Linked DNA regions of Homo sapiens: region 1 is linked to region 2. Evidence: read pairs that join two places in POLR2A ChIA-PET (ENCODE). Cell type or tissue: CD4-positive, alpha-beta T cell. All regions are shown on one strand. Each heading gives the region's core, and the rest is flanking DNA. Links, peaks and the distances in the headings are about the cores only. Region 1 holds the start of TPRN (taperin). Region 2 has its middle 9.2 kb from the start of GRIN1.

Evidence for each region. Peaks named below come from ENCODE experiments on the same cell type or tissue, not always from the same donor. Only the 100,000 strongest peaks of a DNase experiment are listed, where the experiment ranks them.
Region 1: POLR2A ChIA-PET joins it to region 2 with 14 read pairs; 28 of 35 experiments call an interaction of 5 or more read pairs at or near these places.

Annotation. Positions count from the first base shown.
Region 1 is chr9:137,197,930-137,203,284 of GRCh38, reverse strand. TPRN (taperin) reads left to right here and starts at 2,544. Exons shown (of 4, transcript NM_001128228.3): 1 at 2,544-4,298. The coding sequence starts at 2,574. RefSeq lists an enhancer at 1,556-2,084 and silencers at 2,313-2,782, 2,873-2,942. In CD4-positive, alpha-beta T cell, for the core only: no CTCF peak of the experiment used is centred there; DNase peaks (open chromatin) are centred at 2,364, 3,308 and 3,679; H3K4me3 peaks cover 801 bases; H3K27ac peaks cover 707 bases.
Region 2 is chr9:137,127,282-137,132,636 of GRCh38, reverse strand. No RefSeq gene overlaps it. Among named protein-coding and RNA genes, the nearest start is that of GRIN1, 9.2 kb to the left of the region's middle. RefSeq lists silencers at 2,277-2,786, 3,147-3,226 and an enhancer at 4,217-4,426. In CD4-positive, alpha-beta T cell, for the core only: no CTCF peak of the experiment used is centred there; DNase peaks (open chromatin) are centred at 2,876, 3,586, 4,286 and 4,996; H3K4me3 peaks cover 3,346 bases; H3K27ac peaks cover 1,796 bases.

The sequences.
Region 1 (5,355 bases), core at 57-5,056, 71 kb before region 2:
GGCACTCTTGGCCTTTGGGGCCAGAAGATTCTCTAGTGAGGATGCAGTCTGTTTCGCAGTGCTCCTGCCTCTCCTGGGTAGATGCCAGTAGCAGCCTTCACTTGTGACAAGCAGATGTTTATCCAGACATTGCTAAGGGCCCTGGGGAACAAAATTGTCCCTGGCAAAAACCAGTGGGCTAAAATATTTCCTGTCTGGGGCCAGATGCGGTGGCTCACGCTTGTAATCCCAGCACTTTGGGAGGCGGAGGCGGGCAGATCACGAGGTCAGGAGTTTGAGACCAGCCTGACCAACGTGGTGAAACCCCGTCTCTACTAAAAATACTAAAATTAGCTGGGCATGGTGGCGCATGCCTGTAATCCCAGCTACTCAGGAGGCTGAGGCAGGAGAATTGCTTGAACCTGGGAGGCAGAGATTGCAGTCAGCCGAGATAGCACCACTGCACTCCAGCGTGGGCGACAGAGCGAGACTCTGTCTCAAAAAAAAAAAAAAAAAAAAATTTCCTATCTGGCTCGTTACAGAACAGGTGTGCTGACCTCTGCTCTCATGCATCAGCCTGGCCAGCGGAGTGCGGTGTCAGCCTCTGCCTGGCGTGTATGCTTAGTTGTGTAAACCATGGAGGGGCTTGCGTTGGAGGCAGCTTATCTGGTTTGTTGCTACGACACTGTGTCCAGCCTGGGATTGGCATAACTTTTGTCAAAGCCAGATTCAAGCTGAACAGTGGGAGTGAGTTTCCTCGTAATGTTATTTATTTCTAGATTTTGTGTTTTGTGTGTTCCCCTGTTTTATTTTGGTAGTTCAGAATTGGGCAACCCTACTAGGGTAGAAGTGATGAACATCAGATGCTTCCTTTAGAAAGGTGATTTGAGGAGGGCCCTAAGGGAGGAGACACTTGGCTTCTGGAAAGCTGAAATGAAAGTTTATTCTGGCCAGGCCCAGTGGCTCACGCCTGTAATCCCAGCAGTTTGGGAGGCCAAGGCAGGCAGATCATGAGGCCAGGAGTTCGAGACCAGCCTGGCCAACATGGCGAAATCCCGTCTCTACTAAAAATACAAAAATTAGCCGGGCGTTGTGGTGGGCACCTGTAACCCCAGCTACTTGGGAGGCGAAGGCAGGAGAATCGCTTGAATCCTGGAGGCGGAGGTTGTAGTGAGCCGAGATCGTGCCACTGCACTCCAGCCTGGGTGACAAGAGCAAGACTCTATCTCAAAAAAAAAAGAAAAAGAAAAAGTTTATTTTCTCCAGCTTAATGGAGTGGCAGGAGAATAAGGCAAGCATTAAGCTAGCGGCTGCTGCAGACTGTCATGGGGCACAGAAGCTGAGAAGGGCATCCCCAAGTTAAAAAAAAAAAATCTGTTCTGCATCATTGCAGAGACCCAGGCGACCTTGGTGTGGGAAACAGCAGTGTCTACTGAGCAGGCTGCTGACTGCAGGGCAGGTGATGGAAAGAAGGTGATGTCCGTGCACTCCAATTCCCCTTCTCCCCGTGACTCCAAGCGATCTCCCTATTGTCTGCAGGCTTGAAAGGCTGTGGAAGCACTCTGAAGCCCTCCCTGGGGCAGAAGGGACTTGTCAGCCGGGAGGCTGTGCCCTCAGGGTCATGGTATCCGGAGCCTTGATGAGGGGACGTTCAACCGATGGGAGAGGAGTAACCTTAACGTGGCAGCAGGGTGGAATAATCAGACACAGGGGTCGGCCCTATGGGGCCCACCGTTACCCTGGCTTTTTTTTTTTTTTTTTGGCTCTGAATGCATTGGAGAGCTCTCCAAGCATGCAGGGCCCTGCCCTGGTGAACCTGCTTGCGTGTGGCGGGAGAGGCTGCTTCCTTTGTGCCTGCTCCTGCAGATGCTTTTTGGGGACCACGGATGGCAAGGTTGGGTTAAGAGGCTCCCACCTGGGCAGCCTATAAAAACTAGGGATTTCTGAGAAACTGGTTCGTTGGGGCTGCTCGGGGCTCCAGAATTGGCATTTCCAAGCCCCGCAGGCACCTGCCGGAGGTCGGAGGACCCCTGGTGAAAGCAGGGTCCGGGCCAGAGTGTGGCCTGTGCACCGTCCACGGACACGGGTGCCTTCGGTCCTGGAGCAGCGCCCTTCCTGCACCGCGCTCTCAGCGGACGGAACAGGCGGCCTCGGTGCTGGCAGCATGAGGAAGTCCCAAGCTCAGCCAAGGTCACTCGGGGCGCAGGGTCCAGGGGCCGCGCACCCGGCTACCCCCAGGGACGCCGGGAGCTGAGAGCGCAGAGGCGGAAGTGGGGTCTGCCAGTGAGCGGCGCGAGGCACCGGGGTGTGTCCGGGGGGCCGTCCCCAATGGAGGCCAGCTCCGGTGATAGGCGTTGTCCAATGAAGTCCCTTGGGAGGCGGGGTTGAGGCGAGTGTTGTCCAATCGGTAGGGTCACTTGAGGGGCCCGCCCTCCTCCCCTGCCATAGGTGGGCCTCCCGCACGGGGCGGGGAGAGCGGGCTTTCCCCAATGGTCGGTGGCCCGGGAGGGGGCGTGGCCGCGGCGCCCAGGCTGGCCGCGGCGGCGGCTGCCACTCCGGCCCTCAGTCCAGCCGTCCGCTGCCGCGTTCGCAGCATGGCCGCCCTGGGGCGGCCGGGCTCGGGGCCGCGCGCTGCGGTGCCCGCTTGGAAGCGTGAGATCCTGGAGCGGAAGCGGGCCAAGCTAGCCGCGCTGGGCGGGGGCGCGGGGCCCGGGGCGGCGGAGCCCGAGCAGCGGGTGCTGGCCGAGAGCCTGGGCCCGCTGCGCGAGAACCCGTTCATGCTGCTGGAGGCCGAGCGGCGGCGCGGCGGGGGCGCGGCGGGGGCGCGGCTGCTGGAGCGGTACCGCCGCGTGCCTGGCGTGCGCGCCCTCCGCGCCGACAGCGTCCTCATCATCGAGACGGTGCCCGGCTTCCCGCCCGCGCCGCCCGCCCCGGGGGCCGCGCAGATCCGCGCCGCCGAGGTGCTGGTGTACGGGGCGCCGCCCGGCCGCGTCAGCCGCCTACTGGAGAGGTTCGACCCGCCCGCCGCGCCGCGCCGCCGCGGGAGCCCCGAGCGCGCCCGCCCCCCGCCGCCGCCGCCGCCGCCCGCGCCGCCCCGGCCCCCGCCCGCGGCCCCCAGCCCGCCCGCCGCGCCCGGGCCCCGCGGTGGCGGGGCGAGCCCCGGGGCCCGGCGCAGCGACTTCCTCCAGAAGACCGGCAGCAACTCCTTCACCGTCCACCCCCGGGGTCTGCACCGCGGCGCGGGCGCCCGCCTGCTCTCCAACGGGCACTCGGCCCCTGAGCCCCGGGCCGGCCCTGCCAACCGCCTCGCGGGCTCCCCGCCTGGGTCGGGACAGTGGAAGCCAAAGGTGGAGTCGGGGGATCCCTCCCTCCACCCGCCCCCCAGCCCCGGGACCCCGAGTGCCACTCCAGCCTCACCCCCTGCCAGTGCCACTCCTAGCCAGCGCCAGTGCGTCTCCGCAGCCACCAGCACCAACGACTCCTTCGAGATACGGCCGGCCCCCAAGCCAGTTATGGAGACCATCCCCTTGGGGGACCTCCAGGCCCGGGCGCTGGCCAGCCTCCGCGCAAACTCTCGAAATTCTTTCATGGTCATCCCCAAGAGCAAGGCCTCCGGGGCTCCTCCTCCTGAGGGGAGGCAGTCCGTGGAGCTGCCAAAGGGAGACCTGGGCCCGGCCTCCCCGAGCCAGGAGCTCGGATCCCAGCCGGTGCCTGGAGGGGATGGTGCGCCTGCCCTCGGGAAGAGCCCCCTGGAGGTCGAGGCACAGTGGGCAGTCGAGGAGGGGGCCTGTCCCAGGACAGCCACCGCCCTCGCTGACCGGGCTATTAGGTGGCAGAGGCCGTCCTCACCGCCCCCCTTCCTGCCGGCTGCTTCGGAAGAAGCTGAGCCTGCTGAGGGCCTCAGGGTTCCTGGCTTGGCCAAGAATAGCCGGGAATATGTGAGGCCGGGGCTGCCTGTCACCTTCATCGATGAGGTAGACTCGGAGGAGGCCCCCCAAGCAGCCAAACTACCCTACCTCCCGCACCCTGCCAGGCCTCTGCACCCTGCCAGGCCCGGGTGCGTGGCAGAGCTTCAGCCCCGGGGCAGCAACACCTTCACAGTGGTGCCCAAGAGGAAGCCAGGGACTCTGCAGGACCAGCACTTCAGTCAGGCCAACAGGGAGCCTCGGCCACGGGAGGCCGAGGAGGAGGAGGCTAGTTGCCTCCTGGGGCCCACGTTGAAGAAGCGCTACCCCACCGTGCATGAGATCGAGGTGATTGGCGGCTACCTGGCCCTGCAGAAGTCCTGCCTCACCAAGGCTGGCTCCTCAAGAAAGAAGGTCAGTGGTGGGGGCAGGGCCACTGGCTGGCAGGGAGAGAGTGACAGCTCACAGAACTGTGGGGGCAGCACCTGCCCTGATCCCAGGACGCTTGGCCTGGGCAAAGGATGGTTTCTACATGGACTTGAGGCGAGCTGGGGCTGGGTGGGCCGTGCTGGGTCCAGGGCCCCAGTGGAGCCCCCTGACTTGGGCCGTGGGGACAGCTGGCCTGCTGTGTGCCTTGCCAGGCTGCTGGAGAGCGACAGGGCAGACAGTGCTATGTCCCTTGCCAGTTGTTGTGGCTCATCTGGAATTAGCTGGGCGGGTCTGTCCCTTTGTGAGTCCAGCTGAAAGAAGCAGACCTGGGCTTGTGGGTTCCTCCCTGGGCTTGGCTTTGAGGGGTGGCCTCACATGGTCTCCTGGAGGCCCGCTGCATGGGCGCCAGGCGCCACGCTATGAATGGGAAGGGCCAGATGATCGGGGTTGGCTGGATCCTCGCATCACAGTCAGCCTTGGGGTGCAGCCCACCAGCCAGTTGGGAGAGGGCCATCAGCTCCCCAGAAGGCACACTGGTTGGGAGCTGGGCAGGAGTGCCGTGTATGCCTGTTCTGGGCCTGGGAAGCTTGCTGGGGAGAAGGGGCCTTCGGAGGCTCTGAGCCAGCCAGGCAGGGGAGTCTCCCTCTTGGCCAGTGGCCTGGAATCCTCTGGGCACAGGAAAAAAAATCTTCAGATTCTTTCTGGTAATTCCTGCACCTGTATTTGTTCCCTGGGGCAAATTCCAAGGGCAGCTCCATGTGACTTCCCGGTCTGCGGTGACCTGTCAGGAAGCAGGTGTACCTTTCCTGGGGACTGAGGGGGGGCGCCTGGGGCGCCTCCCTTGGGTCTTCCTATCCAGGCACTGCCCCAGAGCCATTGCTGGCTAGGCTCACCCCTGAGGCGGGCTGTCCTCCAGCCTCAGTTTCCCCAGGCTGGGGATGGGACCTTGCAGGCTCCCTCAGCAGATAGGCTGCTGCCTCCCTCTGTTTGCTTCCTGCCCGGGATTGGCCTTGGCATTGCGCCTCTCCCTGTGCCATACTCC
Region 2 (5,355 bases), core at 272-5,271:
TTCCTAATTTTAGTTTTTTCTTGGCCAGTTTAGCTAAACATTTATCAAATTTGTTGATCTTTTCTAAGAAACAACTTTTTAAGAACTTTCTTTCTTTTTTTTTTTTTTTTTTTTTGAGACGGAGTCTCGCTGTGTCCCCCAGGCTGGAGTGCAGTGGCCGCGATCTCAGCTCACTGCAAGCTCCGCCTCCTGGGTTCACGCCATTCTCCTGCCTCAGCCTCCCGAGTAGCTGGGACTACAGGCGCCCGCCAACACGCCCGGCTAATTTTTTGTATTTTTAGTAGAAACGGGGTTTCACCGTGTTAGCCAAGATGGTCTCGATCTCCTGACCTCGTGATCCGCCCGTCTTGGCCTCCCAAAGTGCTGGGATTACAGGCGTGAGCCACAGCGCCCGGCCAGAACTTTCTATTTCAGGCCGGGTGCGGTGGCTCACGCCTGAAATTCCAGCACTTTGGGAGGCCGAGGCAGGTGGGTCATGAGGTCAGGAGTTAGAGACCAGCCTGGCTAACATTGGTGAAACCCTGTCTCTACAAAAATTAGCTGGGTGTGGTGGCAGGCGCCTGTAATCCCAGCTACTCCGGAGGCTGAGGCAGGAGAATCGCTGAATCCAGGAGGCAGAGGTTGCAGTGAGCCAAGATAGCACCACTGCACCTACAGCCTGAGCGACAGAGAAGACTCTGTCTCGAAAAAAAATAAGTGAATAAATAAAAACTTTCTATTTCATAGATGTTCTGTTGTTTTTCCGCGTTCTAGTTCACTGACTTCCTTTTTTCTTTCTTTTTTTTTTTTTTGAGACAGTCTCACTCTGTCGCCCAGGCTGGAGTGCAATGGTGTATTCTCGGCTCACGGTAACCTCTGCCTCCCAGGCTCAAGCAATTCTCGCGCCTTAGTCTTCCGAATAGCTTGGATTTTGTGTGTGTGTGTGGGGGGGGGGGGCGGGGGGGACACGGTCTCACTCTGTTGCCAAGATTGGAGTGTAGTGGTGCAATCCTAGCTCACTGCAGTCTCCACCTCCCATGCTCAAGGGATCCACTTTCTAAGCCTGTCAAGTACCTGGGACTAGAGGTGTGCATCAACACACCTATTTTTTTTTTTTTTTTTGAGATGGAGTCTCGCTCTATCACCCAGGCTGGAGTGCAGTGGCACGATCTTGGCTCACTGGAACCTCTGCCCTCCAGGTTCAAGCAATTCTCCTGCCTCAGCCTCCCAAGTAGCTGGGGTGCCCGCCACCACACCCAGCTAGATTTTTTTTTTTTTTTTTTGTATTTTTAGTAGAGACGGGGTTTCACTGTATTGGCCAGGCTGGTCTCAAACTCTTGACCTCGTGATCTGCCCGCCTTGGCCTCCCAAAGTGCTGAGATTACTGGCATGAGCCACCGCGCCCGGCCTTTTAATTCATATTTTTTTGTAGCGATGGAGCTTCACCGTGTTGCTCAGGCTAATTTCAAACTCTTGGGCTCATGCAATCCTCCGGGGTCGGCCTCAGTCTCCTCCCAAAGCATTGGGATCGCAGGGGTGAGCCACTGTTCTCGGCCTCACCTCTTCTAACGTTAAGAGTTTGCAGTTATAACTTTCTCTAAGCACTGTATTAGCTGCATCCTATACATTTTCATGTGCATATTTCCATTTTTATTCAGCTCAAAATACGTACTAATTTTTTGTGATTTCTTATTTATTTTTAATCTTATGAGACGGAGGCTCGCTCTGTTGCCCAGGCTGGAGTGCAACGAGGCGATCTCGGCTCACTGCAACCTCTGCCTCCCGGGTTCAAGCGATTCTCCTGCCTCAGCCTCCCGAGTAGCTGGGACTACAGGCAACCGCCACCACACCCAGCTATTTTTTGTATTTTTAGTAGAGACGGAGTTTCACTATATTGGCCAGGCTGGTCTTGAACCCCTGACCTCAAGTGATCCCCCGCCCCCCCTCGACCTCCCAAAGGGCCGGGATTATAGACATTAGACGTCGTTGCCGGGGGAGCCCTCCAAACACCCAGAAATGCCACAGCCAGGACCGTGGGACGCAGCAGAATCGCCCAAGGGGCAGGGGGCAGCCTGGCCAGAAGAAAATGAGGGAGGGGCCGCGCGTGAGGTTCGGCAGGGGAGAACACAGGCCTCCGGCGGCCACGGACGCCGCTTTGCCATTTTGAGCGTTTCTGGGGAGGACAACGCGCGCAGGAAGCGCAGTCATCTCAAGCTGACCTCCAAGGCTACCAGGTTTGAGGGCTGGAGCCGAGTCTGAAAGCCCCGACCCGCCTATGGCGCGGGGACTGTGGGTCCAGCCGGCCGCTTGGCCCCCTCGCTCGGCGCCGGTCCAGGCGCAGCGCTCGGGCCCCGGCGACGGTGAGATGCGGCGCGGCCAGCTTAGCTCGGGGTAGGGGCCACCCCAGCCTCGCCCCAGCCGGCCGGGTCCGCGACCTCGGGAGGGTCCGGTCCTTCCCTCGGCCCCCGCGACGCCGCGCCCGGGTGAGGCCCTGGGCTTCTTGCCGGTGACCACGCGGCCAGGGTGGCCCCCAGCCCAGGACGGCTACCAAGGGCGGCCCAGCCCCATCCCCGCGCCGCGGGTCCCGGAACCGAAGAGCTGGGAGCGGGCGCTCCCTGACAACATGGCGGCGGCGCCCGGGCGCCTCCCCGGGTCCCGGGTGTCTGCGTCTCCCCGCGAGGCCGTGGGCAAAGCCGGTGCCGTCCGACGACAGGAGGCGAAAGGAACCCAGGACCAGACCCGCGGGGCGAACAGTGCTGGAGGACCATGCACCGACCACGCCCGAAGCAGAACCAAGGCCCGCCCTGTTGCCGTGGCGACTGCGCGCGGGGTAGACGCAGGCGCCGCAAGCCGTGAGCTCTCAGTGCAGGCGCATAGGCTGCGGGGTTGAGGCGCATTGCGTGCGCGTGCGCGCTGCTCACACGCGGACGGTTCTGTGCGCCGCAATGGCTGCCCGCGAGTATCGGAGAGGCGGAGCTCTCAGTCTTTTACAGGACCGGGTCTCCTGATGCCGCCGGTGGTTCCTCGAGGCCCCCTTCCACGCATCCGCCGCCGCTGCTTCATCAGGACTTCATTTCGGTGACGCAGAGCTTTGGCGAGAGCTACGGCAACAGCAAGAACTGCCGGCGGCTCTTGTGCTGCAGGGTGAGGACCGCGCCGGGCGGACCGAGGCCCGGGGTCGCTGCGCCCGCCGCCCTCCCAGCCTGCGGCTCCGAGCGGGGCCTGGGCGGGCAGACTCGACTCCCCCCGACGCCGCCCTCTCCACCCTTACCCCGCAAAAAGGGGCAAATCTGCTTTCCGGGCCGGGGCAGCCGTGGTCGGCACGCCTGCAGCGGTCTCAGCGACCCAAATTCTGCGGGGCGGTGGTGGTGGGAGGAAGGGTTGGAGCCCCAGCAGGTTGTCTGGGCTTCGTTTGCTTTTCGGCAAGGTCCTGGCCCAGGCCCCAGTCCCTCTTGGAGCGGAAGCCTCTGGACCTGTTGCTCCTAAGAAAGCAAGCGGCCCCTGACGCGTTGCTGTGGCCTGGTTTGACCCTCGTAGCCAGCCCATGTTCTGTGAGGCATGAAGCGCCACGCAGACACCACGACAAAGTGAGATGAACTAAGACCTCTTCTTGATTCTAAGCAGGGAACGCACAGCTCACCCTGTCACATGCAGCGATCATAAGCTGAGAATTACCCTCTTCCTTCCCACAGCGTCTAATCTTTTTTTATGTTTTTGTGGCAAGGTCTCGCTTAGTCGCCCAGGCTGGAGCGCAGTGGCGATCATGGCCCACTGCGGCCTCGACCTCCTGGGCTCCAGCGTGCGTCTAATCTAGAACCAAATCCTCCTTCCTTAGATCATCCCCCAAATCACCCAACTACAGGTGAAATCCTGTAATAGTTTCCTCCGAACACCCTGTTGCTGAGACACCTCAACGTCTCAACCTGGTGTGTTTGTACGTAGAGTAAAAGACCCAACTTGTTTAACTACAGGCGTGTTTGCAGTGGTCTTTGGCTTAAGGGCGTTATAGACTCTCAGTCGGAGAGTCACTGAGATTCAGTTGAGACTCTCAACTCAGAGCATGCCTTTCTGAGTCCCTTTTGTGTCTGTCTCTGGGAGCACAACCTATTCTTGGCTGGGAAGAAACAGGCATATTCTTTGTTTCATTCTCCTTGAACGCCTACCGTGGCCAGTTGCCGTTTTAGTTCTGACTGCAGAGATGAATAAAACAGATTTGTAGGAGAGGCTGGTGAGAAGCCAGCCACAGACAGGCAGAGGCAGGTGGCACATGTGTACGTCCTGTGTGGAAAAGAGCAGGGCCCTGGGGAAGAACCGTGGCTGGTTCTGAGGGCTCAGCGGAGGCTGCGGCACTGAAGGCAAGATCTGAGGGCTGAGAAGCTGCTGGCACCGGGCAGGGTGGGGAGGGGGCTGACTTGAGCCTGAGCGAAACTGCCTGAGGCAAGGAGGACCTTGGCATATTTGAGACGGTGAAATTCCCAGGGCTGGGAGACGGAGTGGGGGTTGTCTCAGTCCATCCGTGGTCCTACAGGTCCTGGAGGTAAGGAAGCAGACCACCACTTTTCCTGCTGGCCTCCTCTCCCCACCTTGCCTAGTTTATAAGGCAGGAGGAAAGGGAGAAAGCAAACAGTTGGAAAGAAACAGAAGTAAGATAAATAGCCAGACGACCTTGGCGCCACCACCCAGCCCTGGTGGTTAATAATTATAATAATAATATCAGCTCCTGACCTGAACTACTTGTGTTATCTGTAAATTCCAGACGTTGTATGCAGAAGCATTGTAAAACTTTCTGTTCTGTGAGCTGATGCATAGCCCCTAGTCACATTTCCCGCGCTTACTCAATCTACCAGGACCCTTCCATGTGGACCCCTTAGAGTTGTAAGCCCTTAAAAGGGCCGGGAATTTCTTTTTCAGGGAGCTCGGTACTTAAAGACGCAAGTCTGCCGAAGTTCCCGCGGAATGAAGCCACTTCCTTTTTTTTTTTTTTTTTTGAGACGGAGTCTCGCCACTTCCGTCTTTAACCCGTTGTCAGGGGTTTTGTCTGCGGCTCGTCCTGCTACAGAGGTAGCATGGAGGGTTCAGTTGATGTGCGGGAAGATTTTGGCGTGGACTGGAGGTCTGAGATGTTTACTGTGAAACTGCTCTGGCTGGGTGGAGACACTGGAGGGCAGGAGGCCAGGAGAGCTGCCTGGCTGTGGGAAAAGCTGAGTGGGGGAGGAGGGCTCCGCAGGAGTGGGCCTTGGGAAAAGGAGGGCGGGTCCCTGGGTGGAGGGGCCAGCAAAGGCTGTGCAGGCTCTGGCTTGGGGACACTGAGGAGCTCCGTTTTGGATCTGCCCACTGTGAGATGCCTGGGAGGCGCCATGGAGACCTTGGTGGGCA